Linked DNA regions of Homo sapiens: region 1 is linked to region 2. Evidence: chromatin contacts called from ENCODE Hi-C data. All regions are on one chromosome and are shown on one strand. Each heading gives the region's core, a stretch centred on a gene start or an enhancer-like site at or near the end of the contact. The rest is flanking DNA. Distances are from core to core; before and after follow the strand shown.

Region 1 (6,038 bases), core at 190-2,689, 2.2 Mb after region 2:
GGCAAGACTGATGGTGGAGGGAGGCCACCGGGCAGGGAGATATGAAAGACCCTCGGAGAGTAAACCTGCCTGGGAGAGGGACCCGCAGAGGCAGGGCCTCAGCCTGCATGAAGCTCCAACCCTGCGGGCACCAGAGCCTGTCCTCAGAATTTTCACTGAGGTGTGGCATGGATGGGGCCATCTTCTCTCCTCCTGCCTGCCTCTCCAGACCAGGTGCTGAGAAGGGGGATGGGGGCAAGTGAGGAGGAACTCACTTTCCATACAACGCAGACCGAGAGCACACAGCGTCACACGCAGATCTCTCCGTCACGCTCCTCCATGGCAGGCTTCCCTGGAAGCCAGGCCACTCCTCTTTGTGGGCAGAGTCACCTCTGAGGCCTGCCCACACCAAACAGGCTCACATAAGAGCCAATGCTCAGTCAAATGCTGAGTCCAATTCAGAATTTCTGAGGAGTGGAAAGTGGGCAGCAGAGGAAGAAAGTGACAGAGACACAGTGCTAATATCTGGCTGCCTCGCAGGCCAGCACGTGATGGGCACTCAGGTCCTGGAGGACGCTGAGGTTCTTGCAACAGACACAGTGGCAGTGACAGAAAAAGCCCCCCACCCAAGTCCTGACTCCAAAGTGTGGCCAGGACCTGCTATAGTTTGAATACTTCTGTCTCCCCAAAATTCATTTATTGAAATCCCAACTCCCAGTGTGATGACATTTGGAGGCGGGGCCTCTGGAAGGTTATGAGGTTGGAGTCCTCATGAATGGGATTCATGGCCTTATAAAAGAGATCCCAGAGGGCCCAACCCTTTCCACCATGTGGGGACACAGGGAGAAGGTGCTATCCTATTTGTGAACCAGAAAGTGGGCCCTCACCAGACACTGAGTCTGCTGGCACCTTCATCTTCAACTTCCAGCCTCCAGAACTGTGAGCAATGTACTTCTGTTGTTTATAAGCCACCCGGTCTATGATATTTTATTACAGCAGCTTGAACGGATTTAGACGGAACCTAAGGATGCACGCGCATGTGCGCGCGTGCACACACACACACACACACACACACTCTCTCTCTCTCTCACACACTCCCAAAAAGGGAAACAGTGGGTTGTGTTTATAAGTGCAGGTGGCAGGGGCGGGGAGGAGACACAGGTCTCTGTCTTTGTTTACCCACTTCCGCAAGGGGAAGCCACCGCCAGTTACACCACCTGAGCAGAGGGAGCTTCTGCCAGGGCCCGCCTAGGAGGGACCAGCAAAACAATGGTAGTGAGCTGATGTCAATTGGGCACAAGTCCCAGGGTGGCTGAGGCTTCCCTGTCAATCCCACCCCTCTTAGCTGTCAGGTCACTCCAGTTACTGCAAAGTCCAACCCAGCTTCTCCCAGATCTCCTGGGCCCACAGGGATGTGCCACACCCCAAGTCCTGTGGTAGTTACTATCTACAAGACAACCCTTGCAGCAGCTCTGCCGGAAGGAAGCAGAAACTTCTCTAAACCCTTCCCTCATTTTGCAGTGGGAGGTAAAGGGAAGCTCTGCAGCTCCAAGACACTGGGCCTGAGCCTCACTGACATTGGCTTTCACAATGTCTACCCCTAGATTCTTGGCAGGCTTCTACCACCCCCAATTACTCTCTCTCACACACTCTAAACCAGCTCCCCCATCTTTTCACGGCCCACACTCCCCCGTCAAGGGCCCCAAACATCACAGGACAGTCACAAGGGACTTCTCAATTCTGCTGCATGAGTTTTACCGCAGCCCACACAGCTCTGATATCATCTTCTAACACTGCTGCTAGGCCACTGGGATGGTACACAGGGTTTGGAGTCCAGTGACAATGATTCCATTCTAGCTCTACCTCTTGTTAGCTGTGTGACCCTGGATATATAGATTGACCACTCTGAGCCTTTCTCCTCACCTGTGAAAAGAGGAAAAATGCATCCATCTCATTACACAGCTGTGAGAATGTAGTATTCTCACATATATATATATATATATATATATATATATAGCACTACAACAGGTATTAGCACACAGCAGGTGCTCAGTTAATTTTAACTTAGTCCCTAGGAGGCATTAGCCTGGAGCCAAGGTCTGGTTCCTAACGCAACTGCTTGCTGTGTGACCCCCCTGGGCAACTTAACCTCTCCGAACCTCCATTCTATCTGCAAAGACCTGATGTACCCCACCTACCTTGGATTACTATGAGGACTAAAAGTAAAAAGAACAGGAACGCGCTTTGTAAAGCAGGACACAGTTATCTTCACTCTGTGACCAACACGCCTAGTGGCCAAAGAAGCCAGGCTCTGACATTTCGAGAGGGAGAAAAGGGTCACAGATCCTGGGCACACACTAAACTCAGGTGTCAGGCTCCCGCCAGGGGACCAGCCCAGCCCACACAGTGAGGGGAGTGTCCAGCCAACCCTTAGGGTCCCGGGGCCTCAGGAAAATGCTGGTAAGGGGAGGGGTAGAGGGAGGGCTTTTCAGAGCCTGAAACTCAGCTACCATCAGCTTCTCTGATTAGGTCCCTCAAAGACATCCCCGGTACCTGTGAATGCGTTACTTTAGGTGGCAAAAGGGACTGTCCTGAGGTGATTAGGGTTACCCGCCATGAAATGGGGAGACTAGCCTAGATTATCCGGGTGGGCCCAATCCAGTGAGAAGCGTCCTTCAAAGCAGAGAGCCTTTGTTGCTGGGTTAAGGATGAAAAGGAAGAATAAGAAGGACAGAGTCCAAGCATGAGAGGGATTCCACCCATGGAGGAAAAGGGCCAAGTGCCACGGAACTCAAATGGCCTCTAAAGCTGGAAAGGGCAAGGAAGCATTCACCTCTAGGGCCACCAGACAAAGACACAACCCTGCCAACACCTTCATTTTAGCACCATGAGATCCAAAAGACCCTGAGATAAAACTGTAAAGATAAAAAAACCATGTGGTAAAATAGTGCAGCCACTATGGAAAACAGTATGGAGATTCCTCAAAAAATTAAACATAGAACTACCATACGATCCAGCAATCTCACTCCTGGGCATACAGGCCGAGTACCTCTCATTCAAAATGTGTGGGATCAGCAATGTTTCAGACATTGTGGTCTTCAGACCAGATGACTTCAGATTTTGGAATACTGGCATCATACTTACCATTGTGTATCCAAAATCCAAAAATCCAAAATCCAAAATGCTTCAATGAGCACTTCCTTTGAGCGTCATGTTGGAGCTCACAAAGTTTCGGACTTTGGAACATTTCAGATTTGGGATACTCAACCTATATACCTAAAGGAAATGAAAGCAGGGACTCCAACAGACATTTGTATACCCATGTTCATAGCAGCCTCATTCACAGTAGTCAAAAGGTGGAAACAACTCAAGTGCCCATTGATGGATGAATGGATAAACAAAACAAGATCTCCACATAAAAAGAGAATATCATTCAGCCTCAAAACAGAAGAAAACTGACATATGCTACAATGTGGATAAATCTTCAACACATTATGCTAAATGAAACAAGCCAGGCACAAAAGAACAAATACTTCTGATTCCACCTATATGAAGTCTCCAAAGGAGTCAAATTCCTAAGGACAGAAAGTAGACTGCTGTTGGCCAGGGCTCAGGTAAGAGGGAATGGGGAGTTTACATTTCCTGAGTACAGAGTCAGTTTGGGAAGATGAGAACCTTCTGGAGATGCATCGTAATGACTGTTGCACAACGAAGTGAATGTATTTAACACCACTGAACTGCACACCTAACAGTGGGTAAAATGGTAAATTTTACGTTGTGTATATTTTTACCACAAAAAGAGTTGCATGGTTTTAAGCCACAAGTTTGTGGTAATTTGTTACAGCAGTAATTGAAAACTAATTATTGAAAACTATTTGAGGTGATGGATATATTAACTAGTTTGCTTTATTTCACATTGTATTCATAGATTATAACATCACTTTGTACTCCATAAATTTACATAATTATAAATGTTAATTTACAATAAATTTTTTTTTTTTTTTTTTTGAGACGGAGTCTCGCTCTTTTGCCCAGGCCGGACTGCAGTAGCCCTATCTTGGCTCACTGCAAGCTCCACCTCCTGAGTTCATGCCGTTCTCCCGCCTCAGCCTCCTGAGTAGCTGGGATCACAGGCGCCCGCCACCGCGCCCAGCTAGTTTTTTGTATTTTTAGTAGAGACAGGGTTTCACCATGTCAGCCAAGATGGTCTCGATCTCCTGACCTCGTGATCCGCCTGCCTTGGCCTCCCAAAGTGCTGGGGTTACAGGCGTGAGCCACCACGCCTGGCCAAAAAATTTTTAAAGAAAACTATTGGCCAGGCACGGTGGCTCACGCCTGTAACCCCAGCACTTTGGAAGGCCAAGGTGGGCGGACTGCATGAGGCCAGGAGTTTGAGACCAGCCTGGGCAACATAGTGAGACCCTGTCTCTACTAAAAATACAAAAATTGGCCAGGCACAGAGACTCATGCCTATAATCCAAGCACTCTGGGAGGCTGAGGCAGGCGGATCACCTGAGGTCAGGAGCTTGAGACCAGCCTGGCCAACATGGCAAAACCCCATCTCTACTAAAAATACAAAATTAGCTGGGTGTGGTGGCATGCACCTGCAATCCCAGCTACTCGAGAGGCTGAGGCAGGAGAATTACTTGAACCCGGGAGGTGGAGGCTGCAGTGAGCCGAGATCATGCCATTGCACTCCAGCCTGGGCAAAAAGAGCAAACCTCTGTCTCAAAATAAAATAAAATTAAAATTCAAAAATTAGCCAGGCATGGTGGCACGTGCCTGTAGTCCCAGCTACTCAGGAATTGCTTAAACCCAGGAGCTACAGGTTGCAGTGAGCCGAGATTGTGCTACTGCACTCCGGCCTGGGTGACAGAGTGAGACTCTGTCTCAAAAAACAAAAACAAACAACAACAAAAAAAACTTTAAAGAAAACTAATATATACAGTGACCATTCCTTCTCTTTCCTTCCAGATCCTTCTATGGCATTCTCTTTCCAAAGGCCTCTGTTCTCTTTGCATAAGAGCTCTGTGAACATGTCTACCTAACTCAGCCAGCTTTCTTCAACAAGGGAAATATTAAACCACCAAGACTACAAAAAAAACCCTTTCCAACGGCACAAGGAGGAACCAGGTGCTCGCCTCTCCCATGTGTCGGGAACAGGCTCGGCACAGGTGTGCTAACTTGAATTACCAATCAACATGAGTCACCAGGGGACTTGGGCCCTCAGTGGCTTCCGTGTGGCCAGGCTACGCATGCCCAGTCAGCATTTGCCCAGTCGGATTTGCACAGGCAGGGCCATCACACCCCATCAGCCAGGACCTCACAACCGGATGCCAGAGGCCAGCTCAGCACCTCAGAGACGACTCAGTTCACTCCCACCGACCCCACCTCACCCCATTTCACAAATGGTCACACTGACAACCAGAGAGAGGGTTGTGGCATGCCAAGGTGATACAGCAAGACCCTAAGAGGGCTGGTGCTGAATCCCCCACTCCCAGGCTAGAGCTCATCGTCCCCAGGGCAGGGTGGGTAGAGAGGCTTCCTGTCCTCAGAGCTGCTGGCGGACTCAGGCCCAGTTCTCTAGGATGATTCTTTTTGTTCCATCACGGGGGCAGCCCATGGGAGTTCAAGCCTGGGTTGCTGCTTCCTGCCCGAGGCAACAGCAGGTACAGTGGGAAGACCAGCGCTGAGGAGAGATTAATTTTGCAATATTGGGGAATAACTGCCTTCCAGGAAACACACCGAAGGGGGAAGAGATGTGATAAAATCCTGCCCCTCCTGTACATTTCACCTATGCACTCTAATCAGATTTTTATGGTCTCCCTCTTCATATAGACAGCAAAGGGTCACAGGACATCTGAGAAAGTCTACACCAAGAAAGGGAGAGACCAAAACAGAAGAAAAGGAACCAAAGAAACAGACAACGATGAGAAGTAGAGGACAAAAATATAATCAATAATATCCTCAGAGATAGAAGAGAACCAAAGAAACAGACAATGATGAGAAATAGAGGACAAAAATATAATCAATAATATCCTTAGAGACGGAAGAGAAAA
Region 2 (6,292 bases), core at 1,778-4,277:
CAATAAGAACTTCCTCATTTTACCTCTGCAGCACTGGCAGCACCCTGCCCAATCCTGAAGTGCTTTTCTCTCGGCTTTGGTGACACCATACACTCTGAGTTTTCTTCTTCCCTTCTCTGGCTGCTCCTTGTACAGTCTCTTTTGAGGTCTTTTCTTCTACTGCTATCCCTTAAATATTGGTGCACTGTACCACCTAGCATTACAACCTTCATCCTCTTATCTTCTCATCCTACACATTCTCCTGAGTGATCATGCCACTCACATACATGTTGATGTCTATCAAATCTATCTCTATAGGCCAGCTACTGCTACCCAACTGGACATCTGTATAGACACCTCCTCCTGGACAGTTCCACCTAGATATCTCATAGGCACTTCAAACCCCACACATTGAAAACAGACCTCAATACTTTTTCTCCCATGTCTGTCCCTTCATTCATTCTTCCAACAAATTGACTATTTCCTATGTGCCAGGCACCATCCTACAGGCTGAGGATACAGATTAGCTAAGACAGACAAGGTCCTTGCCAACAAAGAGCTCACAGGTCAGGGTGGGAAAGACAGACCACAAACAAACGAATATACAAATGTGAACAGATGCAGAAGTGATGTAAGCAGTGGAGTCTGAGGAATTACTTTACGTTGCATGGTCAGAAAGCCTCACTGTAAAACTGACAATCAGAAGGAAGAGCATCTGAAGTGGAGAGAATGACTAGGGCCAGGGTCCTGGGACTGGCACAAGCTTGGCATTTTCAAGGAACCAAATGAAATCAGTATATACTGGAGCATAGAAAGCTAATAGTACAAGATAAAGTCAGTGAAGCATGCAGGAGCTAAAGCATGAGGGCTTGGGAACTTTGGTAGGGAATTTATTTAAATAACATAAATGCAGCCGGGTGCGGTGGCTCATGCCTGTAATCCCAGCACTTTGGGAGGCCAAGGTGGGTGGATCACGAGGCAAGGAGATTGAGACCATCCTGGCTAACATGGTGAAACCCTGTCTCTACTAAAAATACAAAAAATTTGCTAGGCGTGATGGCCCACACAATGGAAAGCTGCTAGAGGATTTTTTTTTTTCCCTGAGACAGAGTCTTGCTCTGTCACCCAGGCTGGAGTGCAGTGGTGCGATCTCAGCTCACTGCAACCTCTGCCTCCTGGGTTCAAGCGATTCTCCTGCCTCAGACTCCCAAGTAGCTGGGGTTACAGGCATACAGGCATGCGCCACCGCACCCAGCTAATTTTTGTATTTTTAGTAGAGATGAGGTTTTACCATATTGGCCAGTCTGGTCTTGAACTTCTGACCTCATGATCTGCCTGCCATGGCCTCCCAAAGTGCTGGGATTACAGACGTGAGCCACCACTCCTGGCCTCTGCTAGAGGATTTTAATTGACAATACCCTTAATTTGCACTTTGACAGAAGCACTTTCTCTGTTTTGTGAGAATGTATTATATCTGACTGGGCGCAGGTGTACAGGTGGGTGTGAAGGGCCAGTGTCGATGTAGAGCTACCACATGGGAGAATGCTGCATTCACCTAGGTAAGACACCTGTTCTAGTGAATGGCAACCATCCACACAGCTGCCCAAGCAAGGCATTCTGTATATCCGTCTCAAGGTCTCTCGACCTCTAATTCTTTCCACCATGAATCAAGAGATTTTCCAGAAGGAGAACTCTTATCAAGATACTCTCCTGTTGAAAATCCTTCAAAGGTTCCTCACTGCCTACAAGATGACTTCTTAACACAGCTTCAAGTCTTCTGCTTCCTTCTGATCACCTGTGTTCTCTCCCTCAGGTCTGCTCCTTGAAAAAAGCAGTTTGGTCTGCTTTCTTTTGCCTGGACCCATTATGTGCTCTCAAAACCCCCTGGACCTACCCTTGTCATTGCACTTGTCGTACCCAGTGTTGACTTGTGTACCTTCTCCAACTAGATTAGGCAGTAAAAGTTTTATTCAGACCGTATCTTTAACGTCCAACACTGGGAATAACGCGCAGTATCCTCCTCAGTGTCTGCTGTAAGAATGATGAATTCACTTTTTTTTTTGAGACACCGTCTCACTCTGTCACTCAGGGTGGAATGCAGGAGGTTGCCCACTGCAACCTCTGCCTCCCAGGCTCAAGTGATTTTTCGGCCTCAGCCTCCCGAGTAGCTGGGACCACAAGGGCGCGCCACCACGCCTGCTAATTTTTGTATTTTTGATAGAGACGGGGTTTCGCCACGTTGCCCAGGCTAGTCTCAAACTCCTGAGCTCAGGAGATTCACCCGCTTCGGCCTCCTAAAGTGCTGGGATTACAGGAGTAAGCCACCGCGCCCGGCTGGATTCACTTTCTTACCGAGAACTCTAAGAAGGAGCCACCGCCTAATAACGTATTTCTGAAGGCAAAAGTCCGGATAGCAGCTTTATTTCTGACACTGCCATCCGTCGGCCTGTGGTACAGCTTTCTAGTGGGCAACCCCATCCTTTTGGTAAGCAACTACTGCCTCCGTGTCAGACGCTCTGCGGCTGACAGAATTAGAGACAGTCCCCGCCCCAGATTGCTCCCCTCGCTGCAGCAGGGGATAGTTCGCTGAAGAACAGGGATCATTGTATGACTTCAGGAGAATGCGAGCTTTGGCCCAGGGTGCACAAATCATTAAGGCTCAGGCCACTCCGACTTCTCCGCCCAAGTCCAGGGACCTCTCGAGGTGCTGAAATCCCCTCAGCCTGACCAATGCTCTTTGACCAACGCTGGTAGTTCTGGGCGCTGGTCACACCTATGGACTACTGGCCCTCCCCTTCCCATTGCACCCCATCTCTGACCCTGCAAGACCCGGGACCGCTGACCTCGGACCCCTTGCCCTATTTCTCAGCCCTTTGGCCACTCTTACTCCGTCTTACATTTTCTTGGCCACATCCGTCTCCCGGAACTGCTCCTTCACCATGATGACCGCTGCCGGGACGCCTCCTTGGCACTCGGGAGGCCAGATTAGAGAAACGATGCCCCCAGCACCTCCTGGGGCTGCTTCTGGACTCGCCGCTAACACATCTGCGGCATCCTCTCGGCCACCGTAGAGTGTCCCACGTGTCCGCTTCCTCTTCCGCTACTCGCCCGCGCGTCTGTCTGTCAAGAGAGACTTCCGGCATGCCTTTTTTTTTTTTTTTTTTCCCTTTCCCCGCACCGTCACCTGGTGGCGCTTACTGGAAGCCGCACCGAGGCGTGTGCTGTATTTTAAAAATCCCATTTCTGGTCAATTTCTCCACGTAATCAGACACCCGCAGAGAAACTGCATATAACTCTTTGCCTCAAGGCTTTTAGACAAGCAGAGGGCCAAAACTTGCATAAAATGGAAAATCATCATCATTAACATCAGTACCATCTAAATTAAGAGCTTCTAATTGTTTTAAGGGAAGGTGGAAGCTAAAATGAACCGGCCCATCCAACAGAGGGCACTATCTGTGGAGGACCAACAAAGGAAAACAGAGCGGAAAATATGGGCGCACATGTGCCTCCAGTTCATGAAGTTATTTGGAGGGAGGGGGGAAGAATTAAACTTACATTATTGATTACAAAAACAGTTGAAAATCTGTTAGAGTGAAAACAGCCATGGTAATCTACAGAAGAAAAGGGAGAATGGAAAGTAAAGATCATTCATGTCTTGAAATAAGTTGTCTACAGTCTGTGAGAACTTGTGGGAGGTGATCCTAGTGTGATATATTAGTGCATGAGCCTAGCAAGGAAATCACATCACCACAGGGCTTAGCGCTTAGAATTAGAACTAAGTCCTCATTATTTGTGAGAAACTCAAAACAGAACTTAACAAAAGTGTTTAACAACTTTCAATTTTTAAGAAGGGACGCTATCTCATTTTCAGACGCCATGGATCCTCACTAGCAAAACACAATGTCACAGACAAACGAGGCATATCAGGTTTTTCTAACTCATTTCGGTACTCCATCACTTAATCATGAAATAATGTTGACTATATATATATATATATATATATATATATAGTCAACATTATGGGTTTTTTTTGTTTTTTTTTTTTTTTTTTTTTTGAGACGGAGTCTCGCTCTGTCGCCTAGACTGGAGTGCAGTGGCGAAATCTCGGCTCACCGCAACCTCCGCCTCCCGGGTTCAAGCGATTCTCCTGGCTCAGCCTCCCGAGTAGCTGGGACTACAAGCGCCCGCCACCACGCCCAGCTAATTTTTGTATTTTTAGTAGAGACGGGGTTTTACTATGTTGGCCAGGCTGGTCTCGAATCCCTGACCTCGTGATCCGCCCGCCTCAGTCTCCCAAAGTGATAGGATTACAGGTGTGAGCCACCACACCCGGCTCTGATGTTTACAATATTATACCAACAAGGGTTGGATCGTGTGTGACTTATCTAGAGGTTAAGAGCAAAAGTTATGAAATCACAGTGCCATCATGGGAGTCTAGCTTTCACCATTTAAAGTTGTGTAGGCAGCCAGGCGTGGTGGCTCACGCCTGTAATCCTAGCACTTTGGGAGGCCAAGGTGGGCGGATCACCTGAGGTCAGGAGTTCGGGACCAGCCTGGTCAACATGGTGAAACCCCATCTCTACTAAAAATACAAAAATTAGCTGGGGTTGGTGGTGTGCGCCTGTAATCCCAGGTACTCGGGAGGCTGAGGCAGGAGAATCGCTTGAAGCTGGGAGGTGGAGGTTGCAGTGAGCCGAGACCATGCCATTGCACTGCAGCCTGGGCGACAAGAGTGAAACTCCATCTCAAAAATAAAAAAAAATAAAAAATAAAGTTGTGCAGGCCGGGCGCGGTGGCTCACGCCTGTAATCTCAGCACTTTGGGAGGCCGAGGTGGGCAGATCATGAGGTCAGGAATTTGAGACCAGCCTGACCAATATGGTGAAACTCCGTCTCTACTAAAAAATACAAAAATTAGCCTGGTGTGGTGGCGCATTCCTGTAATTCCAGCAACTCAGGAGGCTAAGGCAGGAGAATCGCTTAAATCCGGGAGGCGGAGGTTGCAGTGAGCCAAGATTGTGCCACTGCACTCCAGCCTGGGCAACAGAGCAAGACTCTGCCTCAAAAAAAAAAAAAAAAAAAATATATATATATATATATATAGATATAGATATAGATATATGTGTATATATACACATACGTGTATATATACACGTATATAAAGTGTGAACTTGGGAAAGTTATTTAATCTTATTGTGTGTTAGTTTCCCCATTTATAACATGGGTGAGTAATATGTATCCTATTTCTTAGAGTCAATGGGAAGGTTAAATAGCAAAATGAAGGTAAAAGTAATTAGAATGTAACAGGCACATTACAATCACTCAATAAATATTCTTCTGCCTCAGCCTCCCGAGTAGCTGGGACTACAGGTGCGCACCACCATGCCTGGCTAATTTTTGTATTTTTAGTAGAGACGGGGTTTCACCATATTGGCTAGGCTGGTCTTGAACTCCTGACCTCGTGATCTGCCTGCCTCGGCCTTCCAGAGTGCTGGGATTACAGGCATGAGCCACCGTGCCCAGCCGGCTGACTATTTTCTTAAGAATAAGGATAGTTGGTCACCTCGGGAGGCTGAGGCAGAAGAATCGCTTGAACTTGGGAGGCGGATGTTGCAGTGACCCGAGATCCCGCCACTGCACTCCAGCCTGGGTGACAGAGCGAGATGCGGTCTCAAAAAAAAAAAAAAAAACAAAAAACGAAAAAAAAGAAAAATAGTCGGCCGGGGACGGTGGCTCACGCCTATAATCCCAGCACTTTGAGAGGCCGAGGCGGGGGCGGATCACTTGCGGTCAGGAGTTGGAGACCAGCCTGGCCAACATGGTGAAACCCCGTCTCTCCTAAAAATACAAAAATTAGCTGGGCATTGTGGCGCAGGCCTGTAATTTTAGTTACTCTGGAAGCTGAGCCAGGAGAATCGCTTGAATCCGGGAGGTCGAGGTTGCAGTGAGCCGCGATGAAGCCATTGCTCTCCAACCTGGGTGACAAGAGCTAGACTCTGTCTCAGGAAAAAAAAAAAAAGAAAATAGGAAAGCTGCCCGCAAAGCCTGCACCTTGGACACCTCGTCTGCACTAACATTTGGGAAATTCTTCTTATTATTTCTCCGGAACATATATATTTACATTCTTTACATGTCTGTTTCACGTTAAAGAAAATATTTCTGGAGCAATCAATTTTTTTTTCCTTTTTTTTTTTTTTTTTCTGAGACGGAGTTTCGCTCTTATTGCCCAGGCGGAGTGCAATGGTGCGATCTCGGCCCACTGCAACCTCCGCCTCCCGGGTTCAAGCGATTCTCCTGTCTCAGCCTCCCAGATA

What was found. A loop is a pair of places that touch in the nucleus more often than their neighbours do. Pooled maps may share reads with other maps.
Region 1: a map of CD4-positive, alpha-beta T cell shows a loop between it and region 2 (9-fold over the local background). The contact joins the enhancer-like site here to the promoter of POLR3A in region 2. A Hi-C loop is called at or near these places in 2 of 168 maps with a recorded cell type or tissue (CD4-positive, alpha-beta T cell and naive thymus-derived CD4-positive, alpha-beta T cell), 1 of 37 single-sample maps with no recorded cell type and 9 of 50 pooled maps.

The regions. Positions count from the first base shown.
Region 1 is chr10:80,186,517-80,192,554 of GRCh38, forward strand. The region is part of intron 1 of ANXA11 (annexin A11); the gene reads right to left. Among named protein-coding and RNA genes, the nearest start is that of ANXA11, 16 kb to the right of the region's middle. RefSeq lists enhancers at 1-128, 1,769-1,868. Within about 2 kb of position 1,440, at least 26 of the 41 ENCODE cell types and tissues checked have a DNase peak (open chromatin) inside an H3K27ac peak, as active enhancers do; they include CD4-positive, alpha-beta T cell, where a contact is called at or near this core.
Region 2 is chr10:78,026,488-78,032,779 of GRCh38, forward strand. POLR3A (RNA polymerase III subunit A) reads right to left here and starts at 3,028. Exons shown (of 31, transcript NM_007055.4): 1 at 2,877-3,028. The coding sequence starts at 2,920. RefSeq lists an enhancer at 2,948-3,197.